2 separate regions of the Homo sapiens genome follow, and region 1 is linked to region 2. The links are chromatin loops, found by intact Hi-C in ENCODE. Cell type or tissue: endothelial cell of umbilical vein. All regions are shown on one strand. Each heading gives the region's core, and the rest is flanking DNA. Links, peaks and the distances in the headings are about the cores only. Region 1 overlaps LOC105374211 (a long non-coding RNA gene). Region 2 has its middle 7.7 kb from the start of PHC3.

Evidence for each region. Hi-C counts contacts between places; a loop is a spot of excess contacts. Peaks named below come from ENCODE experiments on the same cell type or tissue, not always from the same donor. Only the 100,000 strongest peaks of a DNase experiment are listed, where the experiment ranks them.
Region 1: a loop joins it to region 2, with 4 times the contacts of the local background. A loop is called at or near these places in 6 of 110 quality-filtered maps.

What each region holds. Positions count from the first base shown.
Region 1 is chr3:170,836,335-170,844,675 of GRCh38, forward strand. LOC105374211 (a long non-coding RNA gene) reads left to right here. Exons shown (of 3, transcript XR_924701.2): 3 at 979-1,289. It also overlaps the pseudogene RNY5P3. Among named protein-coding and RNA genes, the nearest start is that of RPL22L1, 30 kb to the right of the region's middle. RefSeq lists a silencer at 3,332-3,532. In endothelial cell of umbilical vein, for the core only: no CTCF peak of the experiment used is centred there; a DNase peak (open chromatin) is centred at 4,207.
Region 2 is chr3:170,185,245-170,193,585 of GRCh38, forward strand. No RefSeq gene overlaps it. Among named protein-coding and RNA genes, the nearest start is that of PHC3, 7.7 kb to the left of the region's middle. In endothelial cell of umbilical vein, for the core only: a CTCF peak has its summit at 4,058 (motif pointing right); a DNase peak (open chromatin) is centred at 4,087.

The sequences.
Region 1 (8,341 bases), core at 121-8,120, 650 kb after region 2:
AGGAGGCCAAGGCAGGTGGATCACCTGAGGTCAGGGGTTTGAGACCAGCCTGGTCAACATGATGAAACCCCATCTCTACTTAAGAAAAAAAAAAAAAATTAGCCAGGCATGGTGGTGCGCACCTGTCATCCCAGATATTCGGGAGGCTGGGGCAGGAGAATCGCTTGAACCTGGGAGGTGGAGGTTGCAGTGAGTCGAGATCACACCACTGCACTCCAGCCTGGCGACAGAGGGAGACTCTGTCTTAAAAAAAAAAAAAAAAAAAAAAAATCAAACTGTATGAAAGGATAGGGAATGAAAAGAACCCTTTCACATCCTTGTTCTTCACCCCCAGCTTTCCTGAGGCCATGAGAGCTACCAGAGTGTTTGGTATGCTGTCAGATGTGTGCTATGGATAAACCAGCAACACACACATATTCTTATACTCTGTTTTTTAATGCAAATGGCAACATTCACTACACTTTGTTCTATGCCTTGTTTCTACACCTGAGGATGTCTCTTAAATGTTTTTGTTTCAATGTATAAAGAACTTCCACGTACATGAGCCCTACCTTAGAATCATCCCCCATAGTAGAGGTTTCTCTTTTTTTTTTTTTTTTTTTTTTTTTTTTTTGAGACGGAGTCTCGCTCTCGCCCAGGCTGGAGTGCAGTGGCGCGATCTCGGCTCTCTGCAAGCTCCGCCTCCCAGGTTCACGCCATTCTCCTGCCTCAGCCTCCCGAGTAGCTGGGGCTACAGGCACCTGCTACCACGCCTGGCTAATTTTTTTGTATTTTTAGTAGAGACGGGGTTTCACCATGTTAGCCAGGATGGTCTCGATCTCCTGACCTCGTGATCCGCCCGCCTTGGCCTCCCAAAGTGCTGGGATTACAGGCGTGAGCCACCGCGCCCGGCCGGTTTCTCTTCTTTTATTGTTTTCTGCCTCTGCTTTCATTGTAAGCCTTCTTTAGTATTCATCTTTTATTTCATCCGGCTTAAAGGAAGAAGACCAGATCTTTGTGCAGTAGGGACCCTAAGCTTTGAAGAACTCTAGTGATAGCAGGTCAGAAGAAAATTCCTGAGATTGGGAGCTTGCACCTTTCTGAAGAAACAGACATGCAACAGGATGTAAGGAGAAAGGAGTAGAGACGAGACAGGAAATGGAATCAAGAAGAAAGACAAAGGCAGTGGGAAAGAACCAGGCATTTGCAATAATATAGATAATTTGGGTGACTGAACTAGTAAAAACCTGTTTTTCTGTGTGAGAAGTCTGTGTTAAATGTATAGAGGCAGCTAATATATTAGAGCAGTAGAGAGGAATTATGCTGATGTACAGACTGAAATGTACATGATTAGCTCTAGAGATTAATATAGTCTCTATAGATGTGACTGTACGTTGATGCAGTTCTAATGGCTGATTTGGAAAATAAAATCAAAATGATTAAAAATGTACCTGAGGCCAGATGCAGTGGCTTACACCTGCAATCCCAGCATTTTGGGAGGCTGAAGTGGGAGGATCGTTGAGGCCAGGAGTTCAAGACCAGCCTGGGCTACATAGTGAGACCTCATCTCTACCAAAAAAAAAAAAAAAAAAAAAACCCACAAAAAACACCCACAGTATAAAATTGCCCATAAACTGCAATTATTTTAAGGAAACAATAATGAACAAAGTTGTCACATCATTTACAAAAGCAAAAATTTAGAAACATCTAAATATCCAATGTAGTGGGTTAATGTAGTAAATTATTGTGTATCCATAAACTGAAATACTATCAGCTATAAAATATGTGTTTACAGGTATGGGAGAATGTTCTCCATACATTTCTAAATTAAAAGAATAATTATACAGCTAAAAGGCTACTCTGTATATCTATTTTATTGATTTAATTTCTTTTCTTTTTTTTTTTTTAATTTTTACAAACAGGGTCTCACTGTGTTGCCCAGGCTGGAGTGTAGTGGCATGATTATCACTCACTGTAACCTTGAACTCCTGGGCTCAAGTGATCCTCCCACCTCAGCCTCCCAAGTAGCTAGGACTACAGGAGTGCACCACCACGCCCACACCTAGCTATTTTTTTTTTTTTTTGTAGTGATGGGGGTCTTTCTATGTTGCCCAGGCTGATCTTGAACTCTTAGCCTCAAGCAATCCTCCTGGGATTATAGGCGTGAGTCACCATGCCCTGTCTATATATTTATTTTAGTATATTAATAATAGCAAATGTTTATTGAGATTCACCATTTACCAGAAGCTCTTTGTGGTGTTTTAAACTCATTAAAACTTACAATCCATAAATTAGGAGCTACAATAATTTCCAATTTGCCCACAAGAAAACTAAGGCACAGAGCAGTTGAGCAACTTGAGTAATAGTTGGCACGTGGAAGGGCTGCATCTTTGACCCTGCTTTTCTAGCTATAGAGCCAGGTCCACATGTGATAATGCCTACCTGTGTAGTGAAAAACCTAGGTAACAAAATAGAATTCGGTTTTTGAACAGTGACCAATGCGGGGGATAATGTATCTCTGCATGGGAAGAAGTTATCCTCAGTGGGGGACTGAGGAGGTGGGTGTGAGGGGATTTTGCCTGTGTTGCAATGGTTTATTTCTGATAAGCCTAATATGGATAACTAAAATCAAGGGTAAAAAACTAAATTTAAGGAGACCTGGAAAGGACCAAAATGAATCAACTTAGTATCTTAAAGATGATATAATCACAAAATATGCCATGAAAGCATTCAGATTTTTTAAAACAACAAACAACATGCAAGTGTTAATAAATCTGAACTTGCAGTGATCTACTGTTTATTCATATGATAATTTCTTTAGTTTAAAATGATTGCTTAGGATTCATTTTATAAGTGTGCTCTCCTCAAGCACTTTAAACTAAAATATTAAAAATAAAAGAGTAAAACGAGGCTGTTACAGACAAAACAAAGTCCAAAAACATCCCAATATTCAGCTTACATATTGAATAACTGTGTGGGAAGACATTGGCCATCTTTTGTAACTTGTCCTTGGAAGTGCTTTCAAAACCACTTTCATTATTAAGTATTCCACGTTGTTTTTAACAAGATTATTTCACCTACACTATTTACCATACTTGTCACCAAATGATTATGTTTCCAGAAGTTCAACCTCACTGAAAATGATGACAATTTGTCACCACAGAGGATATTTTAATAAATGGACTTCAGTTTTCAAGATTCAAAGCAATATTTCCATAATATATTTAGTTATGTCAATATTGTTGGAATATGTATATCTTTCTAACATGGCTCCTGACAAATTCTGACATTTTTGTTTAAAAACAAAGCTAGTTACATTGTCAGAGGTATTTGAATCAGAGCAACTCCATCTTGAATAGGGGCTGAGCGAAATAAGGCTAACACCTGCTGGGCTGCATTCCCAGTAAGTTAAGGCATACTTAGTCACAGGATGAGATGGACAGTCAGCACAAGATACCGGTCATAAAGACCTTTCTGATGAAACAGAGTGCAGTAAAGAAGCTGGCCAAAACCCACCAAAACCAAGATGGTAATGAGAGTGACCTCCAGTTGTCCTCACTGCTACACTCCCACCAGCACCATGACAGTTTACAAATGCCATGGCAACATCAGGAAGTTACCCTATGTGGTCTAAAAAGGGGAGGCATGAATACTACACCCCTTGTTTAGCGTATAATCAAGAAATAATCATAAAAATGGGCAACCAGCAGCCCCTAGAGCTGCTCTTCCTATAGAATAGCCAGTCTTTTATTCCTTTACTTTCCTAATAAACTTGCTTTTACTTTACTGTATGGACTCACTCCAAATTCTTTCCTGCATGAAATCCAAGAACCCTCTAGAGTCTGGATCAGGACCCCTTTTTGGTAAGAACATTGCTTTATGTAACTTCGTGTGTGTGTGTGTGTGTGTGTGTGTGTGTGTGTGTGTGTGTGTGTGTATGTCATACATTGAGCTACATTTATGTACTCATATCCAGAATTTATGTTAAGGCATGTGGGCACAGTACTCCTTAAAGTACAATAAACACTATTTACCCCCTCATTGCGTAATGGCCTGGAGCCTAGAGCAAACTAAAATAAACTACACTAATTTTTCAGTTGTATGTTAAAACCTTAAATTCACCACATAAATATCCCAAAACCAACTCAGAGCAGTAAGCTGATGGCTGGATAGAAGCACAATCAGAGGGATTATTCTGAGGGAGCAGGGGAAACGTGTTTCTTGACCTTCTGTTCTGAAAGGCTTCTTTTCATCTGGTTTCAATTCTCTTGTTTGTGCACCTTGCCATATTTATTATTGAATTCCTGGTTTCTTCTTGTTTTATGTTCCATGTTCCAATGATTTATGAGAAATTGCTGATCTAGATGTTATCTTTGGCATTCAAAGAGTGCACAGAGCCCCTTAAGAATGCTGAGAGAATAAATGTGTTTTGAGCTGCACAATACCCAAGCTGAACAGATGTCCATCAATTCATGAAAAATGCCAGCTGAAGATGCTTTAATAAGATGCATTTTTCTTCAACACAGCAGCAGCAAGAATGTTTTCAAAATCGCAGATAATTTTCCCTCTTTGGTAGATGATTGTGGTTAGAAATGATAAGACTTGGTTCTAAAATATTCATATGAGAAAAACTCTGGTCAAAGATAGATTTTTTTTTTTTAGCTCAGAATAAAGTGGCACATTTTTTACATCAGGGAATTGTCTTGTTAGGTTGACTAAGAAATGGAATATGCTAATGACATTTCAGTTAATTTCTAAACATCTCCATGAAGATGATCTAGTTTAAGTGAGTAGGGGGTGAGAATTTCTTTAATGGTGACCAGTTTTTTTCTTGCTTAACTAAGTGAAAACTAATTAGCAAGTCAAATGTGCTCAGAAGAAGTCATCTAATTAGATAAATTTTACAGACTAATCAAAGTAGTTAGGGAATTTTCCCTAGACTTCCTTCTCTCCACTATGGGAGGTTAAACACATCCCCAGAAAACATTGCCCTTACCAAACTTTATCATCCTATGCAAGTCTTTCTGTAATCAAACTTGCCAAAATATTATATCCAATACTGTAATGCAGACATGTATGCAGATTCCTTCATGGGCTTAGTGTTCCGTGAATTTTCCCATAGAATTTAATAATTTTTAAGAAGGAGATGTGTCAATATATCAAGTCCTAATTATTTAAAATTACATTCTTCATTCTTTTCTATCTTATTTTTCAGAGTTAAATCAGAAAAGTAACACACAGAATAAAGAAAACATGTAAAGAGGTTAAGAAAAACTATAATAAACAGTGTACTTGCCATAAAAGGTGTATAATAATAGGAGAAAAGATGTCTTTTTATTTCATGACAATAAGAGAGAGAATAGATACCTTCACCTGTTTCATCACACACATGAATCAGCTATGATGGAACACCTAGAGTAGTCAATACTTTTCTTGTTAGATAGTTAAACAAATTTGGCAAGCAAGTAAAGATTATCTTAATAAATCAAATGTTCATTTCTGCAATTCCAAATACTGAAATCACTGCGTATCTAAGGAATAATATAAAAGACTGTAGGGTTCCTCTGTAAATTTCAAGAATTAAAGGATATATATGTACATATATCTCAATCTTGGCTAAGGACCAATTTTTTATTTTCAGGGTTGTCCTTATAGAGCTCATCAACTTAGTTTCCAAAACCCAAATGTTAAATATTCTATGGTGTAAAATGTTTATATCTAGATGGTGAGATTAAGTATGGTTTTCAATTTCTTCTTTAGGCGTTCCCATTTTATATTTTTAAAAAACTAGTCAAGTATGGTTGTGGGAGGAGACAATGTTACTCAGCTTAACAATAACCCAGCACCCTCAGACCAACTATTTTGTATTGTTTTTATGGTGTTTATTTTTATAGTGCTTATTACTTTTATAACTAGGAGGAAGGATATTGAAAAGAAAATCCTGGGCTATCAAACACACATGGAAGTGCACAATGATGAGTTTTGAGACAGATTTTCACGAGGATGGCTTCTTACCTACTCTACGTTCTGGGATTCAGAAACTTAGCCATAAATGTAATCCTGTATCCATCTAAGTTAGGTACCTAGATGTATTTTCTAAGAATTTTGTTAAAAAGTTTGATTAAGAACTGATCCCACATTAAGAAATGATTTATGATAAAGTTAATAAACATTTGAGCCAAGCCCCAAAGCAAAACAACAACTATATAGTTTACAAACACTACTATATTCCCCCAAAACTGTTTACTCTAGGATACAGATGAATGATCCACCATAAATGGTTATAGAAACTCCTATGGAAGCCCCGGTCCTGTCCAGATTTTTGTATTCTCTCATAACCTAGTTCAGTATCATCCACAGCTACCTCTGTATGCACAATGGACCGTATCACATGGCAGTCTTGAGTCCTCACGATAGCACTTGATTTCTTTATATTGTACTTGAATCCTTAGTATTTCTGTCTCCAATTGTCTAAATCTCAGACTTTAAGAAACAATGTCTTCTTTAACTTTGTTGCTAATTGCCAGCTACTTCAATCTCTAAATGCTGTATCACAGACCTTTGCAAATGTAACACTGTTCAAATGCTATAAATGTCCACTCTTGTTCCCTGTTACAAAATACCTCCTTCTCTCTCAGACAATGGATGTAGAGAGATTTTTAGACCTCCTTGATTTGCCAGGCAGTGGACTGTTTTCATTTATAATGAAGATAGAAGCTGTTACTCCTTCTTTACAAACTGACTCTGTTTTAGCCTAATGCCAGTAAGAACTTAGGCCTCCACACCATTTTTACATAAGAAACACAATCATTGTCAGCATTTTGAGATTTTAAAAAATAGACTTTATTAAAAATTTCAAAGACGAAACACAGAAGAGGTCTTACATCACATATCCTCATCAAATTGTTTCAAACATCCTCATCAGAGCTAACTATCCTCCCCCGACTCTCCAACTTTGCTGCCAGCTGGGGTTTTCCTTGTCCCCTTCAACCCTCATAGAGCCCCCAGCCCCACTGATTCCTTTTCCTCCCTCCAGTCTATCACCTGCAGCCTGCATAATTATACACCCAGTTATCAGCAAATTAAACTTCTTTAAAAAGTGAAGGGGGTTAGGAATAACAATGTTATTTTCCTCTATTCCATTCACATTAAGTGCTCACAACAAGCCTTTGTGATAGGTTTCATCACCCCAAGTTTGCATTAAAGAATGTCCAGAGTACAAGCCAAGGTTCTCTTCAGAGTTTCATTCTAAACTATTATATCATGTCATTTCCTCATACAGTCATAAGACATCTGTCTAACCCTCACATAAATGTATGCAAAATGCCCAAACATCAAAATTCAGATAGCTATAGATACAGGGATGGTTTCCAAAATTCAGACAGCTATAGATAACAGGGATGGTTTCCATAATTCAAGACAGGAAATAACCACAGAATTGGTTTTGTTTGTCTTTTTGTTTTAATAATGAAGGAGAATATCTCAATGTAAAATCCAACTTTGGAAGTTGCCTCTTTCAAAAAAAAAATTAGGACAGCTTATCTATCCCATCTATCAGAGTCACATTGAAAAAACAATTTTCAGGCATCAGATATTTATGCAGAGTAACATAGAATGAAATATTCTTAACCCCCAGCATTTATAAAGATGCATGCAGCAGCAGATAAACTGTGTGGTGGGGCCATGGAAGTAGAAATACAGTTAGTAAAGATTCTGTAGTTTAAAATTTGGTCTTGAGAACTGCAAAAAGAGAAAGTGAGAGAGATCTACATTGTTATTATTATTCTTTATCAAAGGAGGGAACCGTGACTTGCCTGAGTTGTGAACAACTATGGGATTTGGAAGGATAACAATGAATGAACCTGAGTGAAGGAAAAATGGGGGCCAATTGCAGTTATGGGGAAATACTAGTGAAATGAGTCCTGACATAAACTCTCAATGTCTTCCCTGCTTCATACTCCTAGTTGTGTTCTGCATTCCTTGCATAAAACAAAAAAGAGATTCCTTTTTCTTACCTTTGAACAGAGGAAAGGGTTGCCAAAGCAAAATCTAGGTATGGTATGGTGAGAAGAAAAATGGCATGTGCTCTTTGGAGATGAAAAGGGCTGTAAAGGCACTGGAGGTGGAAGTTCCTAGGAAACTATCCACAGGAATGAGACTACACACATGTTTTGACTCACCTTAGGTGGAGAAAGAAACCATTCTCCCATATGCAGTTGAATTGTAAGGAGTGTATCAGTCAGTATGGGCTAGATTTTGCTGCATAAACAAACAACTTTAAAAAAATCTCAGGAGCTTAAAATGACAGATGTTAATGTCTTGCTCACACTTATATATCCACTGCAGATTGGCAAGGATGTTC
Region 2 (8,341 bases), core at 289-8,288:
GATCACCTGAGGTCAGGAGTTTTAAGACCGGCCTGGCCAACATGGTGAAACCCCGTCTCTACAAAAATACAAAAATTAGCCGGGCACAATGGTGGGTGCCTGTAATCCCAGCTACTCAGGAGGCTGAGGCAGGAGAATCACTTGAACCTGGGAGGCAGAGGTTGCAGTGAGCCGAGATCGCGCCATTGCACTCTAGCCTGGGTGACCGAGCAAAACTCCGTCTCAAAAAAAAAAAGAAACTTACGGTCAATTGTCTGATCAAACAGAAGGTATTTTACCTCTATCATTTCCTAGGGGAAAAAAATGTATATGGTATGCTAGCAGGATGGATTTTCTCAAGTTTTGCAAGAACCATGACCTTGGAAAAGTACAAAGATCCTGTTTTATTTTAGAAAAATCCCTCTAGCTTTGTGAAGGATGGACTGGGGGAAAGTGTAACTGGGGAGAGGATCAGTTGGGAAACTGTGCATTAATCCTTATAGAAATGATAAGGGTGGGCCAGGCGCGGTGGCTCACGCCTGTAATCCCAGCACTTTGGGAGGCCGAGGCAGGCGGATCATGAGGTCAGGAGATTGAGACCATCCTGGCTAACATGGTGAAACCCCGTCTCTACTAAAAATACAAAAAATTAGCCGGGCGTGGTGGCGGGCGCCTGTAGTCCCAGCTACTCGGGAGGCTGAGGCAGGAGAATGGCGTGAACCCGGGAGGCAGAGGTTGCAGTGAGCTGAGATCGCACCACTGCACTCCAGCCTGGGCAACAGAGCAAGACTCCGTCTGAAAAAAAAAAAAAAGAAATGATAAAGGTTAGGGGAAGAAAAGGGAGGGCTAAATTGAACTTTTAGTTCCTTAGTGGCACAGTCACATTTCAGGTGCTCAATAGGCACACACGGCTAGTGGCTACCATATTGGACAGTACAGATGTAGAACATTTCCATCATCACAAATAGTTCTACTGGACAGCACTGGTCTGGTCTCTTGATCAGAGGTTGCCAAACAACAGCCCACAGACTAAATCTAGACTGTAACTTGTTTTTGTATGGCCTGCAAGCTAAGAATGGATTTTTACATTTTCTAATAATTGAAAAAAAATCAAAAGAATCATATGTTGTGATATGTGAAATTTAGGTATTTCAGTGTCCATAAATAAAATATTATTAGAACACAGCCACACTAATTTCTTTATGTATTATCTGTGGCTGCTTTTATGCTACAAGGGCAGAGTTGAATAGCTGTGACAGACACCATGATTGTCCGCAAAGTGTAACATATTTACTATCCAGCATTTTTTTTTTTTTTTTTGAGACAGAGTCTTGCTCCGTCGCCCAGGCTGGAGTGCAGTGGCGCGATCTCGGCTCACTGCATGCTCCGCCTCTAGGGTTCACACCATTCTCCCGCCTCAGCCTCCCCAGTAGCTGGGACTACAGATGCCTGCCACCATGCCTGGCTAATTTTTCTGTATTTTTAGTAGAGACGGGGTTTCACCGTGTTAGCCAGAATGGTCTCGATCTCCCGACACTGTGATCCACCCGCCTCGGCCTCCCAAAGTGCTGGGATTACAGGCGTGAACCACCGTGCCAGGCCTTTTTTTTTTTTTTTTTTTTTTGAGACCAAGTCTCACTCTGTTGCCCAGGCTGGAGTGCAGTGGCACGATCTCAGCTCACCGCAACCTCCGCCTGCTGGGTTCAAGCGATTCTCCTGCCTCAGCTTCCCAAGTAGCTGGGACTACAGGTGTGAGCCACCACACCTGGCTAACTTTTGTATCTTTTGTAGAGATGGGGCTTCACCATGTTGGCCAGGCTGGTCTTGAACTCAAACTCCTGACCTCAGGTGATCTGCATACCTTGGCCTCCCAAAGTGCTAAGATTACAGGCATAAGCCACCGCATGTGGCTCTATCCAGCCTTTTACAGAAAAAGTTTGCTGACTATTCTACATCATTGACCACCCTACACTGGGTTCTTTCAGAGTACTTAATAGAGCACACATACTGTCGATGCCTCAGTTGGACCACGATTGCTCTCATAGGATCTAATGTGATGAGACAAAAAGTCCAACAGACTTAGATTTTAACGCTGAGCTCACTCCTTTACCAAATGAGCCACGTTGAGCAAGTAATTTAATTGCTTCAAGTTTCTTGGGGTTTTTCTGTTTTTTGTGGTTTTTTGTTTTTTTTTTTTTGAGACAGAGTCTCACTCTGTTGCTTAGGCTAGAGTGGTGTCACAATCTCAGCTTACTGCAACTTCTGCCTCCTGGGGTCAAGCAATTCTCCTGTCTCAGCCCCCCGAGTAAGCTGGGACTACAGGTGCCTGCCACCATGCCCAGCTAATTTTTGTATTTTTAGTAGAGATGGGGTTTCACCTTGTCAGTCAGTCTGGTCTCGAACTCCTGACCTCAGGTGATCCATCCACCTTGGCCTCCCAAAGTACTGGGATTACAGGCGTGAGCCACCATGCCCAGCCCAAGTTTTATTTTATAATGTAAAGAAAAAAGGGGATGATAATACCTCACAAGATTGTTGTAAAGTCTAAAAAAGTCTAATGTAAAGTCTTAAAAAGTCCTCTTTTTCTTTTTTTCATTTAATTTTTTTTAGAGACAATCTTGCTATGCTGCCCAGGCTGGCTGGAGTGCAGTGGCTTCTCACAGGTATGAACATAGCTCATTGTAGCCTTGAATTCCTGGGGCTCAAGTGATCTTCCTGCTTCAGCCTCCTGAACAGCTGGAACTACAGGCACTGACCACCATGCACCTTTTTTTTTTTTAACTTTTTATCGAGGTCCTCTTTCATCTAGATTTTCTCAATAACTATGATTGAATATGCATAATAATCAGTTTTAAATGCTTGTTGAGAGAATGAAGACTTGAATGTTTGGTTGAATAAGACAAAATTTCAGTATAGCCTGTAAATTTGAATGGCATATAGATAGACTTGCTTTCTCTTTAATACTCTAAAATCAAATACTTTTTTTGGGGGGGGACAGATTCTCACTCTGTCACCCAGGCTAGAGTGCAGTGGCCGAATCTGGATCTCGGCCTTGGCTCACTGCAAGCTCCACCTCCCAGGTTCAAGCAATTCTTGTGCCTCAGCCTCCCGAGTAGCTGGGATTACAGGTGCATGCTACCACACCTGGCTATTTTTTTGTATTTGTAGTAGAGATGGGGTTTCACCATATTGGCCATGCTGGTCTCAAACTCCTGACCTCAAGCCGTCTACCTGCCTCAGCCTCCCACAATGCTGGAATTGCAGGCGTGAGCCACCACGCCCGACTCCAAATACTTTTACTAAACCAATTTTTTTTCCTTTTTCTTTCTTTTTTTTTTTTTTTTTTGAGACAGAGTGTCGCTCTGTCACACAGGCTGGAGTGCAGCGATGTGATCTTGGCTCACTGAAACCTCTGCCTCCCGGATTCAGGCAATTCTTGTGCCTCAGCCTCCCGAGTAGCTAGGGTTACAGGCTCACACCACCACACCTGGCTAATTTTTTGTGCTTTCAGTAGAGATAGGGTTTCACTATGTTGGCCAGGCTGATCTTGAGCTCCTGACCTCAGGTGATCTGCCTGCCTGCCTCAGCCTCCCAAAGTGCTGGGATTACAGGCATGAGCCACTGCACCTGGCCATAAAGCAAATTTTATTGAAACTGAAAACATATTCCCTAGCCTTGCTACCTCTCACCTACTTTTGCAATAGATCATTATGTTAATCATATGCTTGGCGAGGCGCAGTGGCTCACTCCTGTAATTCCCAGCAGTTTGGGAGGCCGACATGGGCAGATTACCTGAGGTCAGGAGTTCGAGACCAGCCTTGCCAACATGGTGAAACCCTGTCTCTACTAAAAATACAAAAAATTAGCCGGGCGTGGTGATGCGTGCCTGTAATCTCATCTACTAGGATTACTAGGGAGGCTGAGGCAGAAGAATCACTTGAACCTGGGGGGCAGAGGTTGCAGTGAGCCGAGATCGGTCCATTGCACTCCAGCTTGGGCAACAAGTGCAAAACTGTCTCAAAAAAAAAAAAAAATCACATGCTTACCAGTCTTACTTTCCCTTATATACCAGTGGGTGGCACTGTACACAGTTGGCTGTATCTCCCTCGGTGCTGAAGAGTGGAAACAGAGCATTAAAGTTGGAAGGGACTTTCGAATTGATGTGACCCATACTGAGGAAGAATTCATGGCAAAAGCAGAATCTAAACTCTGACCTCCCATCCTCCCATTCCAGAATTTTTTGCTTAGTGCCACAAGGCCTCACTACAAGTGTGCAGATGCTCAATAAACACTTGAGGATGCTGTACACTCTCATTTCCATTCTGCTTTTATGCTTAGTTTCTGCTTAGCATTGTGGCAGCTTAGAAGCACTGTTGTAAAGCAGGGCTTTCGAATCAGACAAACTAAGACTTGAATCCTGGCTCTACCATGCACCAGCTCTGTGACCTCTTACAATCCTATCAGCTCCATCTTCAAAGTATAACCGCATCTCTGGCCACACCACTGTGAACATGCATGAATTCCTCAAAACACGTATCAAATCTGACATTTCTTGTCACCTCCACCATTATCAGCCTAAGTCAAGACACAGATTTTTTCCTGGACCACAGCAATAGGCTTCTGACAGGTCACCTGGCCTCTGTTCTTGTTCCTCTACAGTCTATTCTGCATACAGTACCTTAAGGAAGAAATGTAAACCAGAGTGTCACTGTTCTCTCAAATCCCCCAGTGGCTTCCTGTCCCACCAATATGGCCCTGAGTGATTTTCCCTTGCTCTGTTGGCTGCAGCCTCACTGGCCTCCTTATTTCCCCCCTTAGCACTTGCTACTTCCCCAGCCAGGGATGCCTTTCACACTGACCTCACTTCCTTATTCCATCCAGACCTCTGTTCAGACATCTCCTCAGAGAGCGCTCCTTGACCACCCAACCTAATATGGCCCTCTCATCACTTTTCTTCCCTTATCCCACTAACTTTTCTTCATAGCACTTCAATGCAACAGACATTATGTACATACTTACTTGTTTATTTATTTACTATTCCCACCAACCTCCAGGTTGTAAGCTCCACATTTTGCTCACTGTGATATTCCTAGTTCTTAAAACATTAAGCGCTCAAAAATTATGCATTGAATGAATGAAACTCCTTAACCTCTCTAATCCCCACTTTGCTAATCTAAAAAATGAGAATAATATTTACCACAAAGTTATTGTGAAATTAAACAAAAAATGAAATAATGTATATAAATAGAACATTAAAAATGCTCAATAAGTGTAGCTGTTATTGTTCACTTTTTGTTGTTTTGCCACATATTATTATGCTAAACTAAAGCAAAATAATCCTTCTATCCTATTTCCAAAGGACATATTCTTTAATTATGAGGCAATCCCTAGTTTTGAAAGTTAGCATTATACATTTCTTTAATTTGCATATGCTATATTTTAAAATATTGGGCTTCTGTAACTGAGAATAGATTTTTGCTTGTATACTTCTAATGTATTAAAATAAAAATTTTGGCCAGGCACAGTGGCTCATGCCTGTAATCCCAGCACTTTGGCAGGTCGAGGCGGGTGGATCACGAGATCAGGAGTTCGAGACCAGTCTGGCCAACAGAGTGAAACCCCATCTCTACTAAAAATACAAAAAATTAGCCGGGTGTGGTGGTGTGCGCCTGTAATCCCAGCTACTCAGGAGGCTGAGGCAGGAGAATCGCGTGAACCCGGGAGGCAAAGGTTGCAGTGAGCCAAGATCATGCCATTGCACTCCAGCCGGATGACAGTGCGAGATTCTGTCTCAAAAATAAATAAGTAAAATAAAAATTTTTGGCCAGGTGAGGTGGCTCACAGTAGTCCCAGCTACTCAGAAGGCTGAGGTGGGAGGATCATTCAAACCCAGAAATTCAAGGTTGTAGGGAGCCATGATCGTGCCATTGCACTCAAGCCCGGACGAAAGAGCAAGACCCTACTATCTCAAAAATAAGTAAATAAATATTAAAAATATAAAGCTTTATATCAGTGTCATGTCAAATCTTTTTTTTTGTTAACTCGGTTTTTTGGCCTCCAAAAGTGCTGGCATTACAAACATGAGCCCCTACACCCAGCCCAGAATAAGCATTCTAAAGACCTCTTATTGTTGTAATTGTAGAATTATTCAAGGGCCTCAGCAGAAACCTTACAAGCCAGAAGGGATTGGGATCCTATCTTCAGCCTCCTTAAACTGAGTAACAGTCAGCCAAGAATTATTATTATTATTATTATTATTTTAGACAGAGTCTCGCTCTGTCGCCCAGGCTGGAGTACAGTGGCACGATCTCGGCTCACTGCAACCTCTGCCTCCTGGGTTCATGTGATTATCTTGCCTCAGCCTCAAAAGTAGCTGGGATTACAGGCATGCACCACCATGCCCTGCTAATTTTGTATTTTTAGTAGAGGCGGGATTTCACTATGTTGACCAGACTGGTCTCGAACTCCTGACCTCATGATCCACCCACCTCAGCCTCCCAAAGTGTTGGGATTACAGGCGTGAGCCACCACGCCCAGCAAGAATTTTTTTTTGAGAGGGAGTCTTGCTTTGTCACCCAGGCTGGAGTGCAGTGGCACCATCTCGGCTCACTGCAAGCTCCACCTCCTGGGTTCACGCCATTCTCCTGCCTCAGCCTCCCCAGTAACTGGGACTACAGGCACCCGCCACCACACCCAGCTAATATTTGTATTTTTAGTAGAGACGGGGTTTCACCGTATTAGCCAGGATGTTCTCGATCTCCTGACCTTGTGATCCACCCACCTCGGCCTCCCAAAGTGCTGGGATTACAGGCATGGGCCACCAAGCCCGGCCCATTAAGAATTTTTTTTTAAGGCAGGGTCTCACTCTCTTGCCCAGGCTGGAGTGGAATGGCACGATCATGGCTCACTGCAACCTCAACCTCCCTGGGCTCAGGTGACCCTCCCACTTCAGTGCATCCCACCACACATGGCTAATTTTTGTATTTTTTGTACAGATGGGGCTTCACCATGCTGCCCAGGCTGCTCTTGAACTCCTGAGCTCAAGTCATCTCCCATCTTGGCCTCCCAAAGTGCTAGGATTACAGGCATGAGCCACCACGCCCAACCTAGCCAACGATTTTGTATGTAGCAAAACTAAGTTTCATAAATAAAGGAGAAATAAAATCATTTTCAGACAAACAAATGCTTAGGGAACTTGTCACTACCAGACCAGCCCAACAAGAAATGCTAAAAGCTGTTCTAAATCCTGAAACAAAAGGCTGATATGCACTAGAGTAGAACCTCTTGATGGCATAAAACTCATGGGGCATATAAAACAATAACACAGTGAATAAAACAAAGTATCTAGGTAACAAATAACATGATGACTGGAACAGTACCTCACATCTCTCTTTTTTTTTTTGAGATGGAGTCTCACTCTGGCGCCAGGCTAGAGTACATTGGCACAATCTCGGCTTACCGCAACCTCTGACTCCCTGGTTCAAGCAATTTTCTGCCTCAGCCTCCCGAGTAGCTTGGATTACAGGTGCCTGCCACCATGCTCAGCTAATTTTTGTATTTTTAGTGGAGACGGGGTTTCCCCATGTTGGCCAGGATGGTCTCCATCTCTTGACCTCGTGATCTGCCCGCCTCAGCCTCCCAAAGTGCTGGGATTGCAGGCATGGCCTTTTTGGGTTTTTTTGTTTTTTGCAGGGAGGGGACAGGGTCTTGCTCTGTCACCTGGGCTGGAGTGCAGTGGTACAATCTTGGCTCACTGTAACCTCCACCTCCTGGGCTCAAGTGGGCTTCCCACCTCAGCCTCCTGAGTAGCTGGGACTATAGGTGTGCACCATCACACCCAGTTAAGTTTGTGTGTGTGTGTGTGTGTGTGTGTGTGTGTGTGTGTATTTTTTGTAGAGATGGGGTTTCGCCATGTTGCCCAGGCTGCTCTGGAATTCCTGGGCTCAAGTAATTCTTCCACCTCAGCTTCCCAAAGTGCTAGCATTATAGGTGTGAGCCACCACCATACCCAGCCTCAAATCTCAATATTAATGTTGAATGTAAACAGCCTAAATGCTTCACTTAAAAGATACAGATTGGCAGAATGGGTCTAAAAATTGCAAACCAAATATCTGTTGTCTTCAAGGGACTTATATAACACATAAAGATTCAGATAAACTCAAGGTAAAGGAGTGGATAAAGATATTCCATGCAAATGGAAACCCAAAGCAAGCAGGAGTAGCTATTCTTCTATCAGATAAGATAGACTTTAAAGCAACAACAGCCAGGTGTGGCAGTTCACACCTGCAATCTCAGCCCTTTGGGAGGCTGAGGCAGGAGGATCCCTTGAACCCAGGAGTTCAAGACCAGCCTAGGCAACACA